Linked DNA regions of Homo sapiens: region 1 is linked to region 2. A link is a contact called in ENCODE Hi-C or POLR2A ChIA-PET data. All regions are on one chromosome and are shown on one strand. The core of a region is the stretch at or near the end of the contact, and the rest is flanking DNA. Distances in the headings are between cores, read along the strand shown.

What was found. Hi-C counts contacts between places; a loop is a spot of excess contacts on that map. ChIA-PET counts read pairs that join two places held with the same protein, here RNA polymerase II (POLR2A).
Region 1: a loop to region 2 is called in a map with no recorded cell type, with 12 times the contacts of the local background. The contact joins two enhancer-like sites. A Hi-C loop is called at or near these places in 1 of 37 single-sample maps with no recorded cell type. POLR2A ChIA-PET finds 5 or more read pairs at or near these places in 3 of 52 experiments (AG04450, Panc1 and activated T-cell).

Annotation. Positions count from the first base shown.
Region 1 is chr15:89,129,354-89,134,888 of GRCh38, reverse strand. The region is part of intron 3 of ABHD2 (abhydrolase domain containing 2, acylglycerol lipase); the gene reads right to left. Among named protein-coding and RNA genes, the nearest start is that of ABHD2, 44 kb to the right of the region's middle. Within about 2 kb of position 1,973, at least 17 of the 41 ENCODE cell types and tissues checked have a DNase peak (open chromatin) inside an H3K27ac peak, as active enhancers do.
Region 2 is chr15:88,929,972-88,935,047 of GRCh38, reverse strand. No RefSeq gene overlaps it. Among named protein-coding and RNA genes, the nearest start is that of MFGE8, 19 kb to the right of the region's middle. Within about 2 kb of position 2,632, at least 6 of the 41 ENCODE cell types and tissues checked have a DNase peak (open chromatin) inside an H3K27ac peak, as active enhancers do.

The DNA.
Region 1 (5,535 bases), core at 724-3,223, 200 kb before region 2:
AGTAATTATATAGATCATTACTAATAAGCCATACTCAAAACTTGACCCCATTCTTGCTCCCAGGGAGTTCACAATCAAGAAAAGGAGATAAGAAAACTTTATAATGCTCTTTCGGGCTCAAAGACTTGAATAAATGAACTTGCACTGGAAAACTTGGCATCACAAACATGTCAATTTTCCCTAAATTACCTATAAACTTAAGAGATACACAATAAAAATAATAAGATTTTTATATGTGGAATTAAACAAGCATTCTAAAGTTCATTTGGAAAAATGAACCAGCTATAATAGCCAAGAAAAGTATGAAAACAAGCAGTGCTGGGGTATGAGCATCGCCCCACTGCCCACAGCAAAACATAGTACAAAGCTGCAATCTGCTGATGGTATATGTTCAGGACCATCAACAGAACACAAAAGACTGGAAATATGCCTAAATACATCCAGGAAATTTAGTTGGTGAAAAAGGTGGCATTTGAATAATGGGGTAAAGATGGATTGTTTAATAGTGTTGGACAAAGTGTAGCCGTCTTGAAAAAAATTATGTTGGAGCCACACCTCACACCAGGATAAATTCTGGAAGGATGAAACATTTCAAAATAAAAATGAAATCATTCATATGCTAGAAGAAATTCTAGGCTTTTAAAAATAATCTTGCAGTGAAGAAGACCTTTCTAAGGAAACCAGAAATCCCAGAAGCCACAAAAGAAACAATTGAAAAATTTAATTATGCAAACATTAAAAAAAATTATGCGGCCGGGCGCCGTGGCTCACGCCTGTAATCCCAGCACTCTGGGAGGCTGAGGCGGGAGGATCACGAGGTCAGGAGATCGAGGCCATCCTGGCTAACATGGTGAAACCCCGTCTCTACTAAAAATACAAAAAAAATTAGCCGGTCGTGGTGGCAGGCACCCGTAGTCCCAGCTACTCAGGAGGCTGAGGCAGGAGAATGGTGTGAACCCAGGAGGCGGAGCTTGCAGTGAGCCGAGATCACGCCACTGCACTCTAGCCTGGGTGACAGAGCGAGACTCTGTCTCAAAAAAAAAAAAAAAAAAAATTATGCATGGCAAATACCACTATGGGCAAAGTCAAAAGACAAATGACAAACTGAGAACAAATATTTGCAATTCATATCACAAAGGGCTAATTTCCCTAGTACATAAAGAGCTCCCTCAAATGATTAGGAAAAAGACCAATGACCATCAGAAAAATGGTTAGAGGCCACCAACAGGCAGTGAACAGAAAAGGAAATAAAAAGAGTTCTAAAATATGAAAAGATACACAGTCTCTTTAATCAAAGAAAGACTAATTAAAACCACAGTGAGAAAACATTTTTCACCTACCAGATTGGCAAATATCAAAAAGTAGAACTCCTGATGTTGGCAACGTTTTGGGGAAATGTGCTCACAGTGCTGGTGTGGAGAGGCTTGAGGACAACAGCTAGCAAAATTTTCCATGCACATCCCCTTTGACCCAGTAGTTCCACCTCTAGGAGTTTATCCTATACTGACAGGTGCGCATCGTGATGAAAATACAGAAGCATTCAATGCAACATTGTGAAAGCAAAAGATTACAAATAAAGGAAACCTCTATCTAGGAGACTGGTTAAACAAACTATTTTTTTATGGAATACGAAGCAGTCAAGACATAAATGGAGGAAGCTCTTTCAGCACTCCTATGGACAAATCTCTGAGTGATATTTCACAAAGAAAAGATGGAAGGATAAACAAGAGCCGACTGACAGCAAGGGCAACACGGAGGGTACAAGGTCATAGGTTCTACTGGCTGATAAAAGAACCTCTGGGAAATGCAGCCAGGCTTCTTGACCAGGGTGAGCCTTGAGCACAAATGTAAGAGGAAGGAAATGATGCAGCTGCCCTGGAGCTTTCCGTCAGAGGAACAGTTACAAAAAGCTGATAGAAGCCACTGTTGATGGCTGTGGGTTAGCCCTGTTGAAATGGCAGCCCTCCCCTACGGTATGTGGGCACAGGAAAACATTTTCTCAGATGGTCAACAACTCCATCCTTGAGAAACCCCAGCTTAGGCACCAGACCTTCATCTTGTCCACAAAGTGAGAGAGCGCCACCAAACCATGCAGATAAGCATGTTCTAGAAAGTCCTACTAAAGCAAAGTCCATCTCTCTTTACATATAAAGGACAAATGCAAAGGACAGTGCTGGTGTCACTGCTTATTATTAGGAATGAACAAGATAATGGCTTTCAAAACTATGAAAGATGAAATGCATATTCAGAGTCCTCTTAATTTCATATCAATTTGAAATAGCTATAAGAAATTAGAAGCTTAAAAATCACCCATATCCTCACAAGCCTTGCAAAAATATTCTCATTTTTGTTTCCTTTTCATCTATATCTATCTGAAAGCAGAGTATTTACATAGTTACAACAATGGTGCTCAGATAGAGATATATAATTGTCTTCTGCTTTTTTCACTTATTCTCTATTTTTATAGATAATTAGTATGCTAAGTTCTGAACGTCTGCATAAAATTCTATCCTGTTTATTAGCTATAGTTAAGGGAGGGAGCAAACATTTATTTAGCCCCTTCTATGGGCATGTTACATAATTCAATTTGTCCCTTACAGCGATTCTTATTATTAGGACCCCCTTTACAGACAGAAACTGAGTGTCCAACAGCCTACTGCACAGCGGACCCTGCATTTGAACTCTGTGTGTGTCTGACCCGACAGCTCTTTCTTTCCCCTGCATTATCTTGCTGCTGCCTCCATTGTTGGATGCTGCTATTCCCAGTTTTTACTATAATAAACAATGCCAGCAAAACATCTTTACATATTTTGTTTTCATCTTTCTTGAATTTTTTTTTCATGTTTTTCAACTCCTGTTTAAAAAGTCCAACAGGATGCCTCATCTGTCTCCTGACTCCTGCCCCTGAGAGATGACTATTCTTAACTCCTTTAGTCGTCCCTACCATCCCACACTTGCCTTTATTTCTTAATGCCATGCTTATCCTGCTTATGCTGGTTCTTCAATTTCAGTTTTCAATAGCACCTATTGAACTTCCTACTCTGGAGGGTGCTAGCTCTCTTACGTCTCTCCTAAGACTTACATTTTCCCCTCGCCCATTCTTTTCAACACTGTTACAGCAACACTTATGGTTAATTTTCAGTGTTTATAAAATTATAATTATGGAAATATTAGCCACAAAGAAGTCATATGTTGTATTCTTTTTTGTGAAATTTTTTATTTTCCCTCAAGTTATCACTTTTATCATTTCCTCATCAGCTTAGTTTTCTATGTGCCAATCATCAATTTGTCTCCAGACTCTAGGGGACCTGTTAGTCTCTCAATAGTCAGAAACCAGTTTTGCTTTTTCTTGGACACACCACTGAGGAGTCCCTGTGCCTGTTCCCCTCTGGAAGGGCTTCCCATCCTGCCCCTTCACCTCTCTGCTGGGTCCTAGATCCCAAGGCCACACCAGATGCTATCAGACAACAGAGAAGAGAACCATAAATGTCCAGAAAGCATTCATCAGAAAGAAGGTGATTATGTTCTCTCAAATAAAGAGGCTGTGTGGAGGTATGAAGGGATTCCAGGTAGAAGGCATTGCAAATGTAAGACATAGTCAAGAGAGAACATGCAGTATGAGAAAATGTGGAGAGATCTGATGTGTCTAGAACACAAGGAATATAGGGAAGAAGGAGCGAGGGCTGATGCTGGACCTCGCCCTACAGACAGTGAGGAGCCACTTGGTTTAAAGCAGGGGCATGGCATGATGAATTTGTGCTTTAGGAAGATAATTTGGTGGCCTGCAAGATCAATTAGAAAGGGTAGAGAATGGAGGGAAAGCTATTGCATTCTTCCAGGTGAAAGCTGATGACGTCCTGCAGTGAAGCAGAGGCACTGAAGGAGAGATGGAGTGAAGGACAGAAGGAAGGAGGCCCACGTGACACAGGCTGCTGCCTGTGGCCATGATTATTCTCCTCTTCTCTGGACACAGGTGTGCTGCTTCTCAAGTTAGGCATGGGCACGAGCCTTGCTTTAAACCAGGGGTGTCTAATGTTTTGGCTTCCCTGGGCCACTTTGGAAGAATTGTCTTGGGCCACACATAAAATACACTAACACTAATGACAGCTGATGGACTAAAAGAAAAAGAAAATCACACAAAAAATCTCATAATATTTTAAGAAAGTTTATGAATTTGTGTTGGGCTGCAATCAAAGCTGTCCCAGGCCACATGCAGTCTGTGGGCTATGGGCTGGACAAGCTCTCAAGCTTGTCCAACCTGCCTTATTTTGTTGTTATTGTTCTGTTTCTTTTGTAGGCTTTTAGCAGCCTAAAGCCATGGTTTGTAGTTTCTGTCTCTAGTGATAAGCAAAAAACAGGGATGAGGAAGGGGCTTTACCGGACCAACCAGAAACAGAAACTGAGAACCCATGACTGTATTATCTCCCTTGGACACCCAAACCAATGAAATGGGAAAGGAAATGACCAAGTGCCATTTCCGGTAGCAGCCTGTAAGAGCCAGTGTGTGAGGTGTGACATTGCTCTTCCTGGCTCGGTGATGACCACGGAAGCAGGTGTTGAGATGTCACCTCCATCAGCTGGGGTCCTGGTGGGATGACAATCAGCAGAGCCCTCCTGCCCATTGAAATAAACACGTAGCATGAGTGAGAAATAAACATTTGTGGCTTTAAGATGTGCAGGTTTAGAGGTAATTAGTTACCACAGTATAAACTAGTTTACTTCGACTAATACGATGTCCAACTTAATATAATTTTGACAATATTGCCATATTTTCCTCTGAATATCAAATAATATTTCATGTTTTAAGGCTTCATTGTTACCAAGTCTTAACATTATGAGGTGCTTATTACATGTATTTCCTTATGTGGAATTTATCTAGGCACATCTTTTACCCACTTACCCACTGATGTCCTACTGACATTCAGGTGTGCTTGTGTGACCTTCGTGTACATTATGTCTTTTGCTATTTGTACAACTGATCTAGCTGATAATATTAAAATAAAAATAGCTACAATAATAGCAGCTATATTTACTGAACTCTTACACATGCCAAGTATCCTATAAATCATCTTACATGCTGTTCTTTTTTTTTTTTTAATCAGCATACTGAACCTATGAAATAAGTGCTATTATACCCATCTTACAAATGAGGAAATAGAAGCTCGGCAAGGTGAAGCCACTGGCCAGCAGGGGGCAGGGCTGGCATCTGAGCCCAGGTGGGTCTCACTGCTGATCTGGACTCTGGATTCCCGGGGGGCAACAGCTCGCTAACTTCACCCTCTCACTTGGGCCCCTGGATTTACCCTCTCAATCTTAGGGGAAAAACCTTCAATCAATTTGGCTTTCTCCTCCAGTTTCCATTTTTTCTCCTTCCTTCTCTGGTGTTTGTTTCCTGACTCACTTCTTTGGTTGCTATTGTGCTGACCTGTTTATTCACCTCACTCCTGAAAACACATTCTCAAAAATCCCTGATCCTTTCTGGCCAAGGTAGATGGCCTTTGGTCAGCCCTCATTCTTCCTGAGTTTCTGACACCC
Region 2 (5,076 bases), core at 1,383-3,882:
CCAATCAATACTCTTATAATTTCCTATGCCTGTCTTTACTTTAATCTCTTAATCCCATCATCTTCGTAAAATGGGGATGTATGTCACCTCAGGATCCTGTGATGATTGTGTTATCTGCACAAATTGTTTGTAGAGCATGTGTGTTTGAACAATATGAAATCTGGACTTCCAAAAGGAAAAAGATGGCTGCGATTTTCAGGGAACAAGGGAGATAACCATTGGGCCTGACTGCCTGAGGGGCTGGACAGAACAGAGTCATATTTCTCTTCTTACAAAAGCAAACAGGAGAAATATTGCTGAATTCTTTTTCTCAGCAAAGAACAGCCCTGAGAAAGAGAATGCATTCCTAGGGGGCAGTCTTTAGAATGGCCGCTATAGAAGTGTCTGTCTTATACAGGTGTGGATAAGGGATGAAATAAGCCCCCGTCTCTTGTAGCGCCCCCAGGCTTATTAGGATGAGGAAATTCCTGCCTAGTAAATTTTAGACTGGTTGTCTGCTCTCAAACCCTGTCTCCTGATAAGATGTTATCAATAACAGTGCGTGCCCAGTGGGACATGAAACTTCATCAGCAATTCTAATTTCACTCTGGTCCTGTGATCTCACTCTGCCCCCATTTGCCTTGTGATATTTTATTGCCCTTGAAGCATGTGATCTCTATGACCCATACCCTATTTGTACACCCCTCCGCTTTTAAAATCCATAATAAAAACTTGCTGGTTTTGCAGCTCAGGGGGCATCATGGAACCTGCTGACATGTGATATCTCCCCCGGACACCAAGCTTTAAAATTTCTGTCTTTTGTACTCTTTCCCTTTATTTCTCAGACTGGCTGACACTTAGGGAAAATAGAAAAGAACCTACGTTCTTTTCTGTCCTATTGGGGGCTGGTTCCCCTGATATGGACAGCAGATGAAGTCTAAATTTCCCCCTTTGGTGGGGGGGTTGTCCCATACAGCCAAGCTGGGACCCCACTGGACTCAGTGGTATATCTGAAAAGTGGCAGAGGCTGGGTCAACCAACTCTTTCACTTGGCGACTCCATCATTCTTGACATCTGCTAGGACTCAGGAGTTGAGTTCTAAAAGGCTTTGAGGCCAGAGCTATAGAGCAGTAGGTTTGGAGCAAGGAGTCAGAAATTTTAAGCTGCTGCTCAGTTCATTGACATGGTTGACTTTTTCTTGGATAAAATGGGAAAATAAGTGTCTGACAAGTTCTCCTGGGCTGCTGGCTTGAAAAGGGGAACAGTGGGTGGGAGAAAGAGGGCATTCACCTCCTAAACAGGTCAGGTATCTTTGCATTGAAAAGGCCCCCATGCAGGGCCAGCCACGGTGGCTCATGCCTGTAATCCCAGCACTTTGGGAGGCTGAGGGGGGTGGATCACCTTAGGACAGGAATTCTAGATCAGACTGGCCAACATGGTGAAATCTCTACTAAAAATACAAAAATTAGCCAGGCATGGTGGCAGGTGCCTGTAATCCCAGCTACTTGGGAGGCTGAGGCAGGAGAATTGCTTGAACCTGGGAGGTGGAGGTTGCAGTGAGCCAAGATTGCACCACTGCACTCTAACTTGGGTGACAGAGTGAGACTCTGTCTCAAAAAAAAAAAAAAAAAGAAAAGAAAAAGAAAAAGAAAAAGAAAAAAAAGGCCCCCATGGCTTAAAGAGAGGCATTTCCAGTTGAGGGATGAAGAAGGAGGGCGGTATTGGAGAGGCTGGGTGTTGGGTAGGGATTAGCCAGCAACAAATCTTCCTGGACTTGTGGTTCACTGCCTACCCCTCAACCCTGCCCATTCTGGGGCTCTTGCTCTTGGGTTTGATTTCCAACAAAGAACTTGATGTTCTTCCGGAAATGGCCTTACTGTGGACTCAGGCATGAGATGAGTTGTCCAGATGTCCAGCTGGCCCAGTTAGAAAGGTTTTGAGCAGAGCCCTATAAAAATAAATCTTTCTAATGTATTTCTTCCACATCCTTCTTATTCTGCAACTAAATACCCAACTCAGGCCTGAGTGTGTTCCTTTATCCACAGGAGATTCAGGCTCCTAGAACTGTTCTGGGCCAATAGATGCCACTGATCATCTGGGAAAGAGGAGAGGAAATGACCTTGTATCAATGAAATAAATGTGTCTGAGCAACAGCTCAGCAAAGGTCATCAGCCAGATAAAATGTGAAACTGGGGCTCAAATCCAAATCTCAGGCTCTAAATCTTTCTGTGCAACACCCAGCTGCCTGTCTCCAAACAGCAGACACACTGGGTGAGAAGACATACCAAGGCACCACCCAACTGTGAATAGGAGACCACTGGCTGCTTCCAAGTGTCAGGGCTGCAGGATTTCAAAGAAGGAAACTAGTCAGACTGGAGGGAGTGGCCAGAGGAATTCAGTGGAGGACAGTAGTCAACAGAAACCCAACTGAACTATGGAAATCACATCAAGGAGCCTCAGAATTTGACCCACCCATTTGGTTTCAGTGAGAAAACACGTTTACATTTTTAAACTGAAGGCATATTTATTCCCCAGCACTGGCCTCTGGCCCTTAGCCTCTGGATTAGAAACAAAAGGCGGTTGTTTGGTCCCTGGACTGGGATGTTTGCTCTGATTGTGATGTATGCTCAGAGCATCTGGTTTGGGATAGGGGGTGTGCATTTGGAGGGTGTGAGTGTGCGGCTGCCATCCTGTTTTGCTCAAGCTCATGTGATGTCTGTGTTGGAGAATACTGGAAAGTGGAGGAGGAAGAGCTGGCCTGGAGAACCTCTTCCCTCCTTTCCAAATCGATGGAGTTAGGCAGTGTTGACACATACTTGTAAGCCCGCACCTTAGAGAAAATGTCACTTGGCCCCATGATCCCTCTCACTGTCCTGACACATGCCTTTTGCTTAAATTCCTCCAATCACAGGGACTCACCCCCAACAAGAGCAGTTCACCTCTCTTTGGAGAGCACTTCCTCTCCTGTATACATCTGCTGTTCTGTTGTCTCCACACTTAGCTTCTGGTTCTTCCATGAGGGGATAGTCATTCTATTCATTCAACAAATATCCAAATATCCTTTTTCTTTTCTTTTCTTTTCTTTTTTTGGAGATAGAATCTTGCTCTGTCACCTAGGCTGGAGTGCAATGTCATGGTCTCGGCTCACTGCAACCTCCACCTCCCGAGTTCAAGTAATTATCCTGCCTCAGCCTCCCAAGTAACTGGGATTACAGGTGCGCATCACCTTGCCTGGCTAATTTTTTTTAAATTTTTAGTAGAGACGGGGTTTCACCTTGTTGGCCAGGCTGGCCTCGAACTCCTGAACTCAGGTGATTCGCTGGCCTTGGCCTCCCAAAGTGCTGGGATTACAGGCATAAGCCACCATGCCTGGCTCATTCAACAAATATCTTAGAGGTACTTCCATCATGCTGGGCCCCACATCCAGTCTTGGAGATAAGGAGCTCACCTAGCAAGGATAGATAGGTAACAGGCAACTTATTTCAATATAGGCACCATCATCCACTTAGTTTTTCAGGCCAGAACCTGGGTAGCATCCTTGATTCCTGTATACTTAACCCCACACATCCTACCCACCAGCAAGTCTTGTTGGTTCTATTTCCAAAATACATACGGTATTCTTCCTCTTTCTTCCAACTCCGCTCCTTTACTCCTGGCCCAAATGACCCTTGTTTATCTTCTGGACCACTGTACTAGCCTCCTAATTGGCTTTTGGGCTTCTCCCCCGTCTCCATAGAACCCATTCTTCACATAGCAGCCAGAACCATCTTTTAAAACTATTGGCACTCTCCTCCTTAAAGTCCTTTAATAGAATTTTAAAAAATGTAAGCTTTGTATGAAGTTCAACATATCTTCAAAACATGACACAAATCACAACTATACACCCTGGTGACTTTTCACAAAGTGAATACACCCATGTAACTAGCCCTCAGAACTGGAATGTTTCCAGCCTCCCGACCCCCCAGGAGCCCCACTTGTACTTCTACATCACTAGTTTTCCACCAAGATTAACCACTATTTTGACTTCTAAACCATTGATTACTCTTGCCTGCCTCTGACCTTTGTATACATGGAACCACAGAACATGTCCTCTTTTGTGTCTGGTTTCTTTTGCTCAACATTCTGTTTATTGAGGTAATGGTAAACAAAGTGGATTTGATTGTATATGCGAAACAAAAACAAAACAAAACAAAACACATAAAATCCACTGGAGGGGTACAAACATTTTGGAACACTGGCAGCATCTACTCAGCTAAGTATGTGTGTGCTTTATGATTCAGCAATTCCTAGGTAACCACTCAACAGATATGTAGGCATATGCTCACCAAAAGACATGTACAAGAATGTTACAGGCCTAGGCTAGAAATAACCAGATAGGCGTTATTATTACTCCATGTTACAGGTTAGGAAACTGAGGCTCAGGCAGAGATTGAGGAACTTGCCTAAGATCACCTACTTGGTATATGGCAAAACCAGCCTTCAAACCCAGGCTGACAAAGTCCTGCCAGGGCTGGCCCTTGTCTGACTCCATGCCTCTTGGGTTCTACTCTCCTGCCCTCATTCTCTTGATCAATCAGCCAGGCTTGTGCCTTTCTCAAGGCGTTTTTTTGTTTTTATTTTTATTTTTTATTTTTTTGAGACGGAGTTTTGCTCTGTTGCCCAGGCTGGAGTGCAGTGGCACTATCTCGGCTCATGGCAACCTCTGCCTCCTGGGTTCAAGCAAGCATGTCTGGTTAATTTTTGTAGTTTTAGTAGAGACAGGATTTCACCATGTTGGCCAGGCTGGTCTCGAACTCCTGACCTCAAATGATCTACCTGCCTCAGCTTCCCAAAGTGCTGGGATTACAGGCATGAGCCACTGCACCCGGCCGCATCTTTCTATATTCCTTTTTATTTGGGTAATTTTCTTTCAGCATATTTGTCCAAAGCTGAATACTTGTGTAACTGCCCAAGAGGTTCACCTTGCCCACTGCCTAGACAGAGCCAATTCATCAAGAAAGGGGAATTGCAATAGCTAAAGAGTAATTCCTGCAGAGCCAGCTGTGCTGGAGACCGGAGTTTTATTATCACTCAAATCAGTCTTCCCAAGCATTCAGG